Linked DNA regions of Homo sapiens: regions 2, 3, 4 and 5 are each linked to region 1. A link is a contact called in ENCODE Hi-C or POLR2A ChIA-PET data. All regions are on one chromosome and are shown on one strand. Each heading gives the region's core, a stretch centred on a gene start or an enhancer-like site at or near the end of the contact. The rest is flanking DNA. Distances are from core to core; before and after follow the strand shown.

Evidence for each region. A loop is a pair of places that touch in the nucleus more often than their neighbours do. ChIA-PET counts read pairs that join two places held with the same protein, here RNA polymerase II (POLR2A). Pooled maps may share reads with other maps.
Region 2: a pooled map shows a loop between it and region 1 (5-fold over the local background). The contact joins the enhancer-like site here to the promoter of LCK in region 1. A Hi-C loop is called at or near these places in 1 of 168 maps with a recorded cell type or tissue (posterior vena cava), 1 of 37 single-sample maps with no recorded cell type and 4 of 50 pooled maps. POLR2A ChIA-PET finds 5 or more read pairs at or near these places in 3 of 52 experiments (HepG2, OCI-LY7 and activated naive CD4-positive, alpha-beta T cell).
Region 3: a pooled map shows a loop between it and region 1 (2.5-fold over the local background). The contact joins the promoter of SPOCD1 here to the promoter of LCK in region 1. A Hi-C loop is called at or near these places in 1 of 50 pooled maps. POLR2A ChIA-PET finds 5 or more read pairs at or near these places in 3 of 52 experiments (Caco-2, OCI-LY7 and naive thymus-derived CD8-positive, alpha-beta T cell).
Region 4: a loop to region 1 is called in a pooled map, with 4 times the contacts of the local background. The contact joins the enhancer-like site here to the promoter of LCK in region 1. A Hi-C loop is called at or near these places in 2 of 168 maps with a recorded cell type or tissue (CD8-positive, alpha-beta T cell and naive thymus-derived CD4-positive, alpha-beta T cell), 4 of 37 single-sample maps with no recorded cell type and 8 of 50 pooled maps. POLR2A ChIA-PET finds 5 or more read pairs at or near these places in 5 of 52 experiments (CD4-positive, alpha-beta memory T cell, activated CD4-positive, alpha-beta T cell, activated T-cell and 1 more).
Region 5: a loop to region 1 is called in a pooled map, with 2.9 times the contacts of the local background. The contact joins the enhancer-like site here to the promoter of LCK in region 1. A Hi-C loop is called at or near these places in 2 of 50 pooled maps. POLR2A ChIA-PET finds 5 or more read pairs at or near these places in 6 of 52 experiments (AG04450, GM12878, activated T-cell and 3 more).

The regions. Positions count from the first base shown.
Region 1 is chr1:32,249,916-32,252,615 of GRCh38, reverse strand. It overlaps LCK (LCK proto-oncogene, Src family tyrosine kinase), which reads right to left and starts at 1,351. Exons shown (of 13, transcript NM_005356.5): 1 at 1,245-1,351. RefSeq lists enhancers at 1,999-2,088, 2,139-2,348, 2,539-2,700.
Region 2 is chr1:32,626,604-32,629,303 of GRCh38, reverse strand. It overlaps ZBTB8OS (zinc finger and BTB domain containing 8 opposite strand), which reads left to right. Exons shown (of 7, transcript NM_178547.5): 6 at 1,760-1,796. Among named protein-coding and RNA genes, the nearest start is that of ZBTB8OS, 23 kb to the left of the region's middle. Within about 2 kb of position 1,388, at least 4 of the 41 ENCODE cell types and tissues checked have a DNase peak (open chromatin) inside an H3K27ac peak, as active enhancers do; they include OCI-LY7, where a contact is called at or near this core.
Region 3 is chr1:31,814,640-31,817,339 of GRCh38, reverse strand. SPOCD1 (SPOC domain containing 1) reads left to right here and starts at 1,318. Exons shown (of 16, transcript NM_144569.7): 1 at 1,318-1,379; 2 at 1,968-2,700. The coding sequence starts at 2,007.
Region 4 is chr1:31,954,886-31,957,585 of GRCh38, reverse strand. No RefSeq gene overlaps it. Among named protein-coding and RNA genes, the nearest start is that of PTP4A2, 18 kb to the right of the region's middle. RefSeq lists enhancers at 1,006-1,565, 1,153-1,760, 990-1,767, 1,768-2,544, 2,545-2,700 and 1 more. Within about 2 kb of position 1,410, at least 37 of the 41 ENCODE cell types and tissues checked have a DNase peak (open chromatin) inside an H3K27ac peak, as active enhancers do; they include CD8-positive, alpha-beta T cell, where a contact is called at or near this core.
Region 5 is chr1:31,983,616-31,986,315 of GRCh38, reverse strand. No RefSeq gene overlaps it. Among named protein-coding and RNA genes, the nearest start is that of KHDRBS1, 29 kb to the left of the region's middle. RefSeq lists an enhancer at 894-963. Within about 2 kb of position 1,440, at least 9 of the 41 ENCODE cell types and tissues checked have a DNase peak (open chromatin) inside an H3K27ac peak, as active enhancers do; they include GM12878, where a contact is called at or near this core.

The DNA.
Region 1 (2,700 bases), core at 102-2,601:
CTCATGCCTGTCCAGGGTGAATGACCCTCCCTGAAGTGCGAGGAGAGCCACCATGTTCCCTAGCCCCCACAAGAGGCTACAGGACTTGGAGCTGTAGACAGGAGAAAGGCTGGGACCAGCTGACTAGGCGGAAAGTGTGTGTCAAGAAAAACTCCAACGAAGCAGGGGAAACCTGGAAATCTGGCTGAGTGAGGACTTCCCAAAAAAATTAAGGCTCAGAGTTAAAAAGTGAGGAGGTGAGCAGGTAGCAACTATGCCTCCCCAGTCTCTCTCCACCTCCCTGGGGTTTGAAGCAGGAATCAGCAAAACCAACTGGCCCTACACAGGCAGGGCTGAAGCGGGAGGGAGCCAGGGGCGAGGGGAGGACATCCTGCTGTGACGCTTGGCAGGGGCAGGAATGGTGACTTTCCAGATGGAAGTTCAGCGCTTCCTCACCCAGGACCAACTGCACCCCTGTCTGGGATAAAAATAGTACTTCCTCTTCCTTTCTCCCATCATTCTCTTTCACTTCCAACTTCCCATACTCAGATCAGATATGTCCATCCACCCTGGAGCTCCATCCCAGATGATGGACACCCCCACACATATCAGTTCACGCCCATCAGGAGATTCTTCCCTCGATCGCTGAGGCTAAAATCACTCCTCGCATGTCCATCTGGATGCCTTGGGTGATCTCTGTCTCTCTCTCTCTCTCTCTCTCTCTCTCTCTCTCTCTCTCTCTTTCTCAGGAGATTCTTGTCACTGGGGTCTGCCCCAGAAACCAGAAGGATTCCTGGGTCCTCTGAGTCCAGCCTGTCCATCACCCTGCTCCAGGCGGGGTGGCCACAGCCTCAGCCATCACTCTCAGCCCTGCCACTGCCTTGCTGAGAAACCGTGGGCAGTGAGTGCCTTGTTCTCTCTGGGCCTCAGGAGCCTCATCCTCATGGCCTGAGGGACTGGGCTTGGTGGTTTCTGGAAGCCTTTTTAACACCTGACTGTCCATGTGCCTGGTGTCCAGGAAACACGCTCCCAGTCAGGTGGGGCCACTGGTGGACAGCACGACAGAGGCAAGCGACACCAGCTTCGCAGGAAAGAGGCGACCCAGCTACACTGCCTGCCTCCCACCTGACCTTGAGCGAGGATCTTCTCTCCCCAGCCACAAAGGGCTGCTGCATCCCTAGGGAGCCTGGGCCCGCACAGCTGCAGCCGTCTGCTATCAGGCCTCTCACCCCGGCGCCTGCGCCCCCAATACCAGCGCTCCTTACCTGCCCAGCCCGGGAGCCCTCTGGCCCCATTCACATGGTCCTCCTGGCCTAACCTGGCTGCCTGGACAGTCTCAGCTCCCTTCGCCGTCGTAGCCACCACCTGTCTCCCCGCGCCCACGTCCCACCCTGACTTCCTGCCTCCTCCGGAGGGCTCCGCAGCCAACCGGGCCCCAGCAGCCCAACCACAACCCTCTAGCACGCCAAGCTTCCTGCCACCATAGACCCCTGCCTCTCAGCCCCTGGGGGTCCCCTACATCTCCAGACCAGGTCCATCTTCCCCTACTGTCCCAGGGTGACACTGGGAGGTTTAAAGTTGAGGGGAGGATGTCTGATAGACCCTCCCTTCTGCCCTCCAGGGTGCATCTGGGCAAGAGATTCAAGGGCAGCCTTTGGGCCCAGTGAGCAGGGGGCAAGCGGACACACACTCAGCTTATGGTGAGAGGCAAACAGCACCTCAGCACCACCGTTGCAGCTGAGAGACCCTTTTGTTTCTGTCTGGCAGCAAAGGTAGCATCGTTCAGAGTCAGAGGAGAGGACAATATCCCTGTTAAATAGCTGGTGAGCAGACCATGCATGTTACAGTCAGGTCAGGCCGAGAGAACAATTCCCATGTCATCTCAGGGCATGGAACAGTAGCTTTATTATAGTCAAGGGTAGGTGAATGGCAGGCTACCATCCCTCTTACAGACAGAATGCTGGAAAACAGCCTGTTTCAGGAGGCAGACAGGACAACCTCATGTCTTCAAGAGGGCATAGTAACGGCCCCTGCTGTAGTCAGAGGCCAGGACAACACCCATTAATCATGGTTGGAGAGTAGGGCAACAGTTCGAATTCAGGTAGAGGCAAGGCCACAGCCCCTGGCAGAGGTGGAGGGCTTGGCACTATCTCCTGCAACAGGTGGAAGACAGAGCAAACAGGGCCGCTCAGGCCCCCAGGTGCAGGCCACAGACTGTCAGGACTTTCTGTTATAAGCAGGAGGCAAGAAGATTGTCACGAGCAGCAGGCAGGCAAAGAATTTCCATTTCCCCTGGGGCCAGGCTGAGGGGGCACCCATCATTAGCTGAGGGCCAGGTCACCAGTGATATGAGGAACTCCAGGTGGCCTCATCAGGTCCAAGAACTCGGCCTTGACCCCACCAGGAGGAAAGTGCACATGCGTCACTGCCTGAGTGAGCTGGTAGGGGGAGGGGAACCCACAGAGCATTGTTGGGGCTTGTGAGGTGGAAGCGATGCTGTGTGCACCTCAGCTGCAGAGAGAAGTGGGGGCAGGAAATAGGTGGGGGGAAGAGGAAGCCTGAGTTGGAAAGTCAGACAAAGAGGGTAACACAGAAACAAAGGCTGAGAGAGACAAAGTGAAAAACCTTCACAGTGACACAGAGCCTAGAGTTGGAGCTCCAAGCCTGGTGCAGGGCCCAGACTCCCTTGCAATGTAAGCCTGAACACTTCACGGTCCATCT
Region 2 (2,700 bases), core at 139-2,638, 380 kb before region 1:
GCTAGGACAACAGACATATGCCACCATGCCTGGCTAATTTTTTTTTTTAATCTTTTGTAGAGACAGGGTCTCGCTACATTGCCCAGGCTGGTCTCAAACCCCTGAGCTCAAGCTATCTTCCTGCCTCAGTCTCCCAAAGTGCTGAGATTACAGGTGTGAGCCACCGCACCCAGCCTACTTAACTAGTTTCATAACTGAGGATAGTAAAAATTTTGAATATGTTACTACTCTGTTTTGAAACAATATTTACTAAACAATGTTTATTGAGATTCCACCATAGGTACACTATATTGGGGCACATTTATTTTGAGATCAACTATCAACCTTTTTTTAAAGTTTTTAAAATTAATTTTTTGTTTGTTTGTTTTTTAGACAGTCTCACTCTGTTGCCCAGGCTGGGAGTGCAATGATGTGATCTTGGTTCACTGCAATGTCCGCCTCCCAGATTCAAACCATTCTTGTGCCTCAGCCTCCCGAGTAGGTGGGACCACGGGCGCATGGAACCATGCCTGCCTAATTTTTGTATTTTTAGTAGAGACGAGTTCTCACCATGTTGGCCAGGCTGGTCTTGAACTCCTGGATTCATCTACCTCTGCCTCCCAAAGTGCTGGGATTACAGGTGGGAGCCACTGTGCCTGGCCACTAGAATTAAATTTTTTTTTTTTTTTGAGACAGAGTCTCGCTCTGTTGCCCAGGCTGGAGTGCAGTGGCATGATCTCAGCTCACTGCAATCTCCGCCTCCTGGCTCAAGCGATTCTCCTGCCTCAGCCTCCTGAGTAGTTCGGATTACAGGTGCCTACCACCACGCCTGGCTAATTTTTGTATTTTTAGTAGAGACAGAGTTTCATCATGTTGGCCAGGCTGGTCTTGAACTCCTGACCTCAGGTGATCCGCCTACCTCGGCCTCCCAAAGTGCTGGGATTACAGGCATGAGCCACCGCGCCTGACCTTTTTCATTTCGCTCTGTTGCCTAGGGTGGAGTGCAGTGGCGCGATCTTGGCTCACTGCAACCTCCACCTCCTGGGTTCAAGCGATTCTCCTGCCTCTGCCTCCCAAGTAGCTGGGATTACAGACATGCGCCACCACGCCCGGCTAATTTTGTGTTTTTAGTAGAGACAGGGTTTTTCCATGTTGGTCAGGCTGGTCTCAAACTGCCGACCTCAACTGCCGACCTCAGATGATCCACCTGCTTCGGCCTCCCAAAGTGCTGGGGTTACAGGCATGAGCCACCGCGCCTGGCCTATAATTAAAAATTCTTTTGAAACACAGTCTTGCCCTGACACCCAGGCTAGAGTGCGGTGGTGCAATCACAGCTCACTGCAGCCTTGACTTCTGGGCTCAAGCAATCTTCCTGCCTCCTCCTCGTGAGTGGCTGGGACCACAGGCATGTGCCACCACACCCAGCTAACTTTTTTTATTTTTTTAATTTTGTGTACAGATGAGGTCTCCCTATGTTGCTCAGGCTGTTCTCAAACTCCTGGGCTCAAGCGATCCTCCCTTTGGCCTCCGGAAGTGCCAGGATTATAGGTATGAGCCACCGCACCTGGCCTTAACTATCAACCTTGAGAGCAAATGATGACACTGCACACACGTCCCTCAACAGCTGTATCTTCTGACAAATGAAAATGAAACTTAACAGCTCCCTGACCCCCTCCTGTCTCTTTTGGCTTTCTAGCATGTTAACCACATTTACAAGGCTTATTTTAAAACATATAAAGAGAGAACAAATCTTAATCATGTTTTAATTTGTATTCTCAAGGTGGGGAGAAGAATTTTCATTGTCCAAGCACCCTCAGGTATGTTTTAAAATCCAGCCATTAAGAACATGAAAAATTTCCTTACCATAAAGTTCATATATGTGACAATCAACTTCAGTTAGTTCTAACTGGTGTAAAGTGATAAGTTTTTCTCAAGCTTCTCTGACCTGTCTGGATATATTTTGTTAAAATACTGTGATTATACACACCTGATTTAGTGGATGAGGCGTCAGCATTGGGTTCTAGGGTCAAGTTTGTTCAGATTATTGTGGAATTTGAAATTCTCTTTGCCTTTTTGACCTTTATTTCTTCTCCTATAATAAAGATGTTGGACTAGATGTTCTCTATTGTGCCTTCTACTTTCTGTGTGTCTCTAGATTCTGTATTTGCCGACCTGTATGGCCTCACTCTATGGTAGGAAAATCTATTGGAACAGGAGTTGGCAGTTTTTTTCTGTAAAATGGACAGATAATAAATGTTTTAAGATTTGTGGGCCCAGAATGACAGAAGAGCAGCTACTCAGTGCTTCTGTTGTAGCACCAAAGTAGCCATAGATAATACTTAAATGAATGAGTTCACTTGTATTCTAGTAAAACTTATTTATGCCCATTGAAATTTGAATTTCTTATCATTTTCAAATGTAACAAAATGTCATTGTTTTGATTTTTTTCCCCAACCATTTAAAAATGTAAAAATCAGGGCAGGCATGGTGGCTCAGACCTGTAATCCCAGCACTTTGGGAGGCCAAGGCAGGCAGATCGCTTTAGGTCAGGAGTTTGAGACCAGCCTGGCCAACATAGTGAAACCTAGCCTCTACTAAAAATACAAAAATTAGCTGGGCGTGGTGGCACGCGCCTGTAATCCTAGCTGCTCAGGAGGCTGAGGCAGGAGAATCACTTTAACCTGGGTGGCAGAGGTTGCAGTGAGCCGAGATCATGCCACT
Region 3 (2,700 bases), core at 69-2,568, 440 kb after region 1:
TGAGACCAGCTTGGCCAGCATGGTGAAACCCTGTCTCCACGAAAAATACAAAAATTAGCAGGGCATGGTGGCACGTGCCTGTAGTCCCAGCTACTCGGGAGGGTGAGGTAGGAGAATCACTTGACCCTGGGAGGCAGAGGTTGTAGTGAGCTGAGACTGTGCCACTGCACTCCAGCGTGGGCGACAGAGCGAGACGCTGTTTCAAAAAAAAAAAAAAAATATATATATATATATATATATGAAAAGCGGAAGAGAAAGGGGGAAAGGGTGGTTAATAAAATCACCACAGCAGGAAGTCAACAGATACAACAGACACAGTTAAAATTAATAAATCAAGTAATAGAGGCATGAGTATATTATTTACAGTTATGAAATTTAAAAAATTAACATGATGACAAACATGGTAAAAAACAAAAAACAAAACACAGTTGTTTCCAGGAGTTGGGGTATTGGGAAATGAGAGATAGCTTTAAACTTTTTATTTCTAACCTTCTATTGGAATTGATTCTGCATTTCCATCTACATTAATTATATTTGAGATTTTCTTTTTAAATTAGGCAAGCACTATTCACAATAGCAAAGACATGGAATCAACCTAAATGCCCATCAATGGCAGATTGGCTAAAGAAAATGTGGTACATATACACAATGGAATACTATGCAGCCATAAAAAAGAATGAGATCACGTCCTTTGCAGGAACGTGGATGGAGCTGGAGGCCATTATCCTTAGCAAACTAATGCAGGAACGGAAAAACCAAATATTGCATGTTCTCACTTATAAGTGGGAGCTAAATGGTGAGAACACATGGACAGAAAGAGGTTAACAACAGACACTGGGGCCTGCTTGAGGGTGGAGGGTAGGAGGCAGTAGAAGATAAGAAAAAATAAATATTGGGTACTAGGCTTGATAACTGGGTGACGAAATAATCTGTACAACAACCCCCGTGACACAAGTTTACCTATATTAAAAACCTGCATATGGACCTCTGACCCTAAAATAAAAGTTTAAAAATAAAATAAAATAAAATTAGGCAAAAAATCTAGGTAATTCTGACATTGTCCTACTGGCTCAGGGACTATTGCGGTAGGATCAAGTTAAACTCTCAGGCAGGCAGCCAAGGCCCCTCGCTGCCCCATGCACCCACCTACCTCTGCTTGGGAGCCAGGATTGGCACCTCCTCCAGGAAGCCCTCAGGAGGAAGAGGGCGCCCTCTGCCGGGGCAGGAACGCCAGCACGCCTGGGGAGCAGCCTTTTGCTCATCATCAGGGACTCCGCCCCTATCCCTCAGCAAGGGCCTCCCTCCCCCGCATCACGTGATCTCAGCTCCTTTTCAGCTAGTGGGTGGAACCCCAGGAGGGAAAACTCAGGGAAGCCCAGGTGAGAGCGACGCGACCGATGGGGCCCGGATTTCTTGGATGCTGGGGGACTGTCCCAGTAAGGCTTGGGAACCTGGGTGGGGCGCCTTTCAGAACGGGACCGATGGGAGAGAGACGAGAAGGGTTATGGGCACGAACCCCGTTCAGTATCTGCTCCTTGCGCAGTGTGAGAACTGGGAGAGAGACTCCTGGCCCTTCCACTTCCTGTGCTTCCTTGGGTGAGTGTCTTAACATCTCAGAATCTCAGTGTCCTCACCTGTGGCTGCCAGTATGAAATGAAATAAGCACATAAGTCATAAATAAATGGTATCTTATTAGGTCCCATTTAAGCGAATGTGTGAACTCTCAGAGACAAGAAGACCCTGGAGGCCACTGTAGCTCGGCCCTGTTTGGAGGCAGGCCTCTCCACCCTCACCCAGGACACCAGCTCCTGCTGGGTGCTCCCCTCCCTGGAGTGCTCACCCCTAGGCCTCAGGAGTGGAAGGGTCTGGGAGAGCTGGCTGGAAGAGGGGCTCCTCCCAGTTCCCACTGAACGGGCTGACAGGTCGGACTCTCCAAGACAAAGTCTCCTCTTTCTGTCTCCACACAGGGCCCGTGTTGTGCTTTTGGCCCAGGTAGGTGGACAGACATGTCCCAGGCGGGGGACGTAGAAGGCCCCAGCACAGGAGACCCTGTGCTCAGTCCCCAACACAACTGTGAGCTTTTACAGAACATGGAAGGAGCCAGCTCCATGCCAGGCCTGTCACCAGATGGGCCGGGAGCAAGCTCTGGGCCCGGAGTCAGGGCTGGCAGCAGAAGGAAGATCCCCAGGAAGGAGGCCCTTCGAGGTGGCAGCTCCCGGGCTGCAGGTGCTGCTGAGGTCCGGCCAGGGGTCTTGGAGCTGCTAGCTGTGGTACAGAGCCGGGGCTCGATGCTGGCTCCTGGGCTCCACATGCAGCTGCCCTCGGTGCCTACTCAGGGGAGAGCTCTGACCTCCAAGAGGCTCCAGGTTTCTCTGTGTGACATCTTAGATGACAGTTGCCCCAGGAAACTTTGTAGCAGGTCTGCTGGCCTCCCAGAGAGAGCTCTGGCCTGCAGGGAGAGGCTTGCAGGAGTGGAGGAGGTGAGCTGCCTCAGGCCCAGGGAGGCCAGAGACGGTGGAATGAGTTCTCCAGGGTGTGACAGAAGAAGCCCCACACTCAGCAAAGAGGAGCCCCCTGGAAGGCCCCTGACATCCTCACCAGACCCAGTCCCTGTGAGGGTAAGAAAGAAATGGAGGAGGCAAGGGGCTCATTCAGAGTGTGAGGAAGGGGCTGGTGACTTCCTGTGGCTTGATCAGAGCC
Region 4 (2,700 bases), core at 161-2,660, 300 kb after region 1:
ACCCCGTTTCTATTTAAAAAAATTAAATACAAGCCCGGGCGCGGTGGCTCATGCCTGTAATCCCAGCACTTTGGGAGGCCGAGGTGGGCAGATCATCTGAGGTCAGGACTTTGAGACCAGCCTGACCAACATGGAGAAACCCCGTCTCTACTAAAAATACAAACTTAGCTGGGTGTGGCGGCACATGCCTGTAGTCCCAGCTACTTGGGAGGCTGAGGCAGGAGAATCACTTGAACCCGGGAGGTGGAGGTTGCAGTGAGCAGAGATCGCGCCATTGCACTCCAGCCTGGGCAACAAGAATGAAACAACATCTCAAAAAAAAAAAAATAAACAAATAAGTATGAAAGAAAAGAAGCCAGGCACGGTGGCTCACACCTGTAATCCCAACACTTTGGGAGGCCGAGGTGGGTGGATCACTTGAGGTCAGGAGTTTGAGACCAGCCTGGTCAACATGGTGCAACATCGTCTCTACTAAAAGTACAAAAATTAGCCGGCGTGGTGGTGGGCGCCTGTAATTTTAGCTACCCAGGAGGCTGAGACAGGAGAATTGCTTGAACCCGGGAGGTGGAGGTTGCCGCAAGCTGTGATCTCGCCACTGTACTCCAGCCTGGGCGACAGAGTGAGACTCCCTCTCAAAAAAACAAAACAGGCTGGGCACGGTGGCTCACGCCTATAATCCCAGCACTTTGGGAGGCTGAGGTGGGTGGATCACCTGAGGTCAGGAGTTCGAGACCAGCCTGTCCAGCATGGTGAAACCCTGTCTCTACTAAAAATACAAAAATTAGCCGGGTGTGGTGGCACATGCGCCTGTAATCCCAGCTACTCAGGAGGCTGAGGCAGGAGAATCACTTGAACCTGGGAGGCGGATGTTGCAGTGAGCCGAGATCACGCCAGTACACTCCAGCCTGGACAACAAGAGTGAAACTCCGTCTCAGAAAAAAAAAAAAAGAAAGAAAGAAAGTGGTCGACAGCGCTGACTGTTTAGAAGAGGCAAGTAGGAAAGGCCTGGAAAAAGTCTTTGGATTTGGTGATGAAAAGATCATCACTGAGTGTGATGACAGACAGTTCAGTGGCTGGGCAGAAGTCAAATGACAGGGACTGAGAAATGAGTGGACAGTGAGAATGGGAGTCAGGGTTTCGACTCTCCTGAGGCCTGGGATACGGAGGGAAGGAGAGAGTTTGTCCAAAGGCAAAAAGTTTGTGTCAAACAAGATTCCAGAGAAAGGCCTGGCTGCTGTTGAGAGACCCAGGAGTAGCTAAGGCCTTATTCTGGGTTCAGGAGGGCCTGGGAAGATGCTGTCTTGTTTGTGAACCTGAAGTGAAAGCTCACCAGAGGGGCCAGCAGAGGGAACTGCCCTGCGAGAAGGCCCCAGCTTTGCGGCTGGGTTTTCCCCACTCTGCATCTAGTTTCCTTGATCCACTGATTATCTTGGGCTGGTTTTGCTGAATGACTCAGGAGCTTGAGCAAGCTTTGCTACTCAGTTTCACAGCTCTGGGGGAGGGGAAGTTGGATTCCTTTCTGATAGCTGGGAAACAGTCATTAGATATTGAAGGAAGAAGGACAATTGGGCCCCAGCTTCAGAGAGAGAGAGAAAAAAATGGCTCTCCAAGCCTTTATTTATTTATTTATTTATTTATTTATTTATGAGATGGAGTTTCGCTCTTGTTGCCCAGGCTGGAGTACAATGGCGCAATCTCGGCTCACGGCAATCGCTGCCTCCTGGGTTCAAGCGATTCTCCTGCCTCAGCCTCCTAAATAGCTGGGATTACAGGCATGTGCCACCATACCTGGCTAATTTTGTATTTTTAGTAGAGACAGGGTTTCTCCATGTTGGTCAGGCTGGTCTCGAACTCTTGACCTCAGGCGATCTGCCCACCTCGGCCTCCCAAAGTGCTGGGATTACAGGCATGAGCCACCATGCCCGGCTCCTTTATTCTTAATAAAAATAACAATATCTAACAGTTATTGAGTGCTTTTACCATTGCCAGGCAATGTTCTATGGGCCTCCCGGCTTTATCTCTGGGGTTGACTACTTGTTATTATCCTTGTTTGACGTAGGGAGTTGAGAGTTAGGTGAAATGACTTGCCTGGGGTATCCAGCCAGTCACTGGAAGAGCTAAGACTTGACTGCCAAAAGCCCATGTCCTTAACCACTGTGCAACACCGCACCTCTTAGGACCTCTCTAGGTGACCCAGTAAGGCCTGTGGGATTGAGGAGGGGCCTCCCAAATGAAGATCCTGGGCAAATGGCTGGAAAACAAAATCCTTAAAAAGAAGCTTCTCCCCTGCTAGGATTTCTGCTGAGAAGGAAGGGACAAGATCCCCTGAGCTTGTTCTGAGGCTCCTTATCACCTGAGACCCCCTTCTGTGATTCCTTTCCCCCACTTCAGCTTAGATAAAGGGCCTATTCACAGCCTCCCTGAGCTGTGTCTGGAAGCTGGCCCTGGCAGCAGCTAGTGGTTTGTCCCCTGTCCTGGCTCCTTCCTCCCTGCCTGCCTCCCCTGCCTCTGATTTGACACCTGGTATCTCTTTCCCGTGTCCCTGAGCTCAGGGCATGTGAGGCCCAGGCAGGCACAGTATCACTTTCTTCCTGAACTGTCCCTGAAGCAGGGATAATTTTGTATGCTGTCTGCCCCCTACTCTGTTGTCAGTGCACACTTCCAAGGGTTCCTGTGGAATCCAGGCTCCCGTAAACACCC
Region 5 (2,700 bases), core at 191-2,690, 270 kb after region 1:
TTTGACCTCCTGGGCTATAAGTGATCCTCCTGCCTCATCCTCTAGAGTAGTTGGGACTACAGACATGCTCCACCATGCCTGGCTAATTTTTAAATTTTTCAGAGAGACAGGGGTCTCACCCTGTTGCCCAGGCTGGTCTTGGCCTCAAGCAATCCTCCTGCCTTGCCTCCCAAAGTGCTGGAATTTCAGGCGTGAGCCACTGCACCAAGCCTACCCCGTTTTTAAGAGTCTCGGGCTGGGTAAGGTGGCTCATGCCTGTAATCCCAGCACTTTGCAGTGTAGTGGCTAGTCTCTACAAAAAAAAGTTTTTAAAAAATGAGCTGGGCTTGGTGTGGTACACCTGTGTTTCCAGCTACTTGGGAGGCTGAGGCAGGAGGATCACTTACAGCCCAGGAGGTTGAGGCTGCAGTGAGTTGTGTTGGTGCCACTGCACTCCAGCCTGGGTAACAGAGCAAGATCCTGTCTCAAAAACAGATAAAAAAATAAACAAATAGAGATAAAATCTCATGGTAAAATATTTAAAAATAAAGGATAAAAATTGAAATCAGAAGCTCCAAATTACTCCCCACCATCTTCCCTGGTGGTAACAGCTGTTAACAGAGTGTTATGTACTTTTCCGGGGGACTTTCCAAATGTATTCAAGTGTAAGTACATATACAGGGCCGTCCTCTTTAAAAACGGGGTTGTTACTACGCTCCTATCCAGCTGGTGACTTCCCCTGCCTCCACTTCACAATATACCCAGGGCATTTTTTCCATGTTAGTACAGAGAGCTTCACCTCATTCTTTTTGGTGGCTGTGTGGTATAAGGAAGTGATTTTTGAAGGGTAAAACCTGAAGAATAAGTAAGATTAGTAAGGCAAAGGGATGGTTCTCTAAAGCACTGAGCCTGGGAAAACAAAAGCAACATAGATCTCTCTAACTATATCTCCTAATGTCTCCCTTCCTTCTGCGTTTAGACCCCCCGCTCCCTCTGCTGCCACATTTTTCTCTAATTTGCAAAGCAGTTCAGCTGTCTTTGTCTTGCCCTAGCTCTGGAGAGCTTCATTCTTCATGCCAAAGCAACTTATGAAGTATTTTCCCAAACAAAGAACCCTCTACCCAGAGAAAAATTGTGCCACTCCCCTAATAGACAAAAGTAGCTGCAGGCAGTTGTGGTTTAAAATAGCAATTAAGAAAAAAAAAATCTGTTACACCATAAAGCACCTGGCAGTTCATAAATGGTGGTTATTTGTTACTAATATTATTTTACATGTGTTGATGGATGGGTTGGCTGCTGCAAGTTCCTGTCCTTCATCCTGGGGTACCCACCTCTTGCTTGGCCACTTTTCAAGTGTAGGGATGGTTGTCTTACTTGTGTTTGTACCTCTAGCTCTCAGCACAAGGCCTGGCATAGAGCAGACACTCAGGAAGTGAGTGTCGAGTTGAACACTGAAGGGCTGGGTGTGCTGTTCCAAGCAGATACTGAGTCACAGACATTGTGGGCCTGCTGTGATCTGAGCCCCAGTATAGATGCTTTGGAACAGTAGAGAAAACAATCAAAAGAGAGGCTCTTGTCCTGGGGAACTTCATCAAGATGGGCCTCATGAAACTGTCACATCATATCACAAATTGTAAAGCATCCACAGTCCCTGGATCAGTACTAATTTTGGCTTTGGGAAGAGGGGATAAACTTTCCTTCACCCCCACCTTTAGGTATAAAATAGATACGGTAATGTGCACAAACCTTAAATGAGCAACTAGATGAATACTTTCTGTTTTTTTTTTTTTTTTTTTTGAGACGAAGTCTCGTTCTTGTCGCCCAGGCTGGAGTGCAATGGCGTGATCTCAGCTCACTGCAACCTCCACCTCCCAGGTTCAAGCAATTCTCCTGCCTCAACCTCCCAAGTAGCTGTGATTACAGGCACCTGCCACCAAGCCCAGCTATTTTTTGTATTTTTAGTAGAGAAGGGTTTTCACCATGTTGGCCAGGCTGATCTCAAACTCCTGACCTCAGGCGATCTGCTTGCCTTGGCCTCTTAAAGTGCTGGGATTATAGGCCTGACTCACCATGCCCGGCCTACTGTCTGATTTTTTAAATTAAAAATATTTTGTTTTTGTTTTTGTTTTTAGTGACAGGGTCTTGCTATGTTGCCCAGGCTGGAGTATAGTGGCTATTCACAGGTGCAATCATAGCTTACTGCAGCCTCAAACTCCTTGGGTCAAGCAATCCTCTTTCCTCAGGCTCCTGAGTAGCTGGGACTATAGGCACATACCACCACACCCAACTTGAAGTTTTATACATGTATATACCTGTATAACCATCAACCAGATCAAAATCCGGATTATTTCCAGGACCCTAGAAGGTTCTCTTGGCCGCCTTTCAGACATACCCCCTGTCACAATAGAAACGATTATTTCTGACCTCCATTACCATCAACTAACTATACCTGTTTTTGAGATTTTTCTAAATGGAATTGCATGGTGTACATTATTTTTGTTCTGGCTTCTTTCACTCAATATTATAGCTATAAAATTCATCCATGTTAGTACTTAGTACTTGTTTTTTTATGTATGTGGTATAGTATTCTATCAAATGAACATATAACAATGGAGGCATTTGGGTTGTTTCTAGCTTTTGGTTATTCTGAATAATGCTGTTACAAACATTCTTTTACATATGTCTTTTTGGTAGACTCAACCATTTATTTTTCTTGGCTAT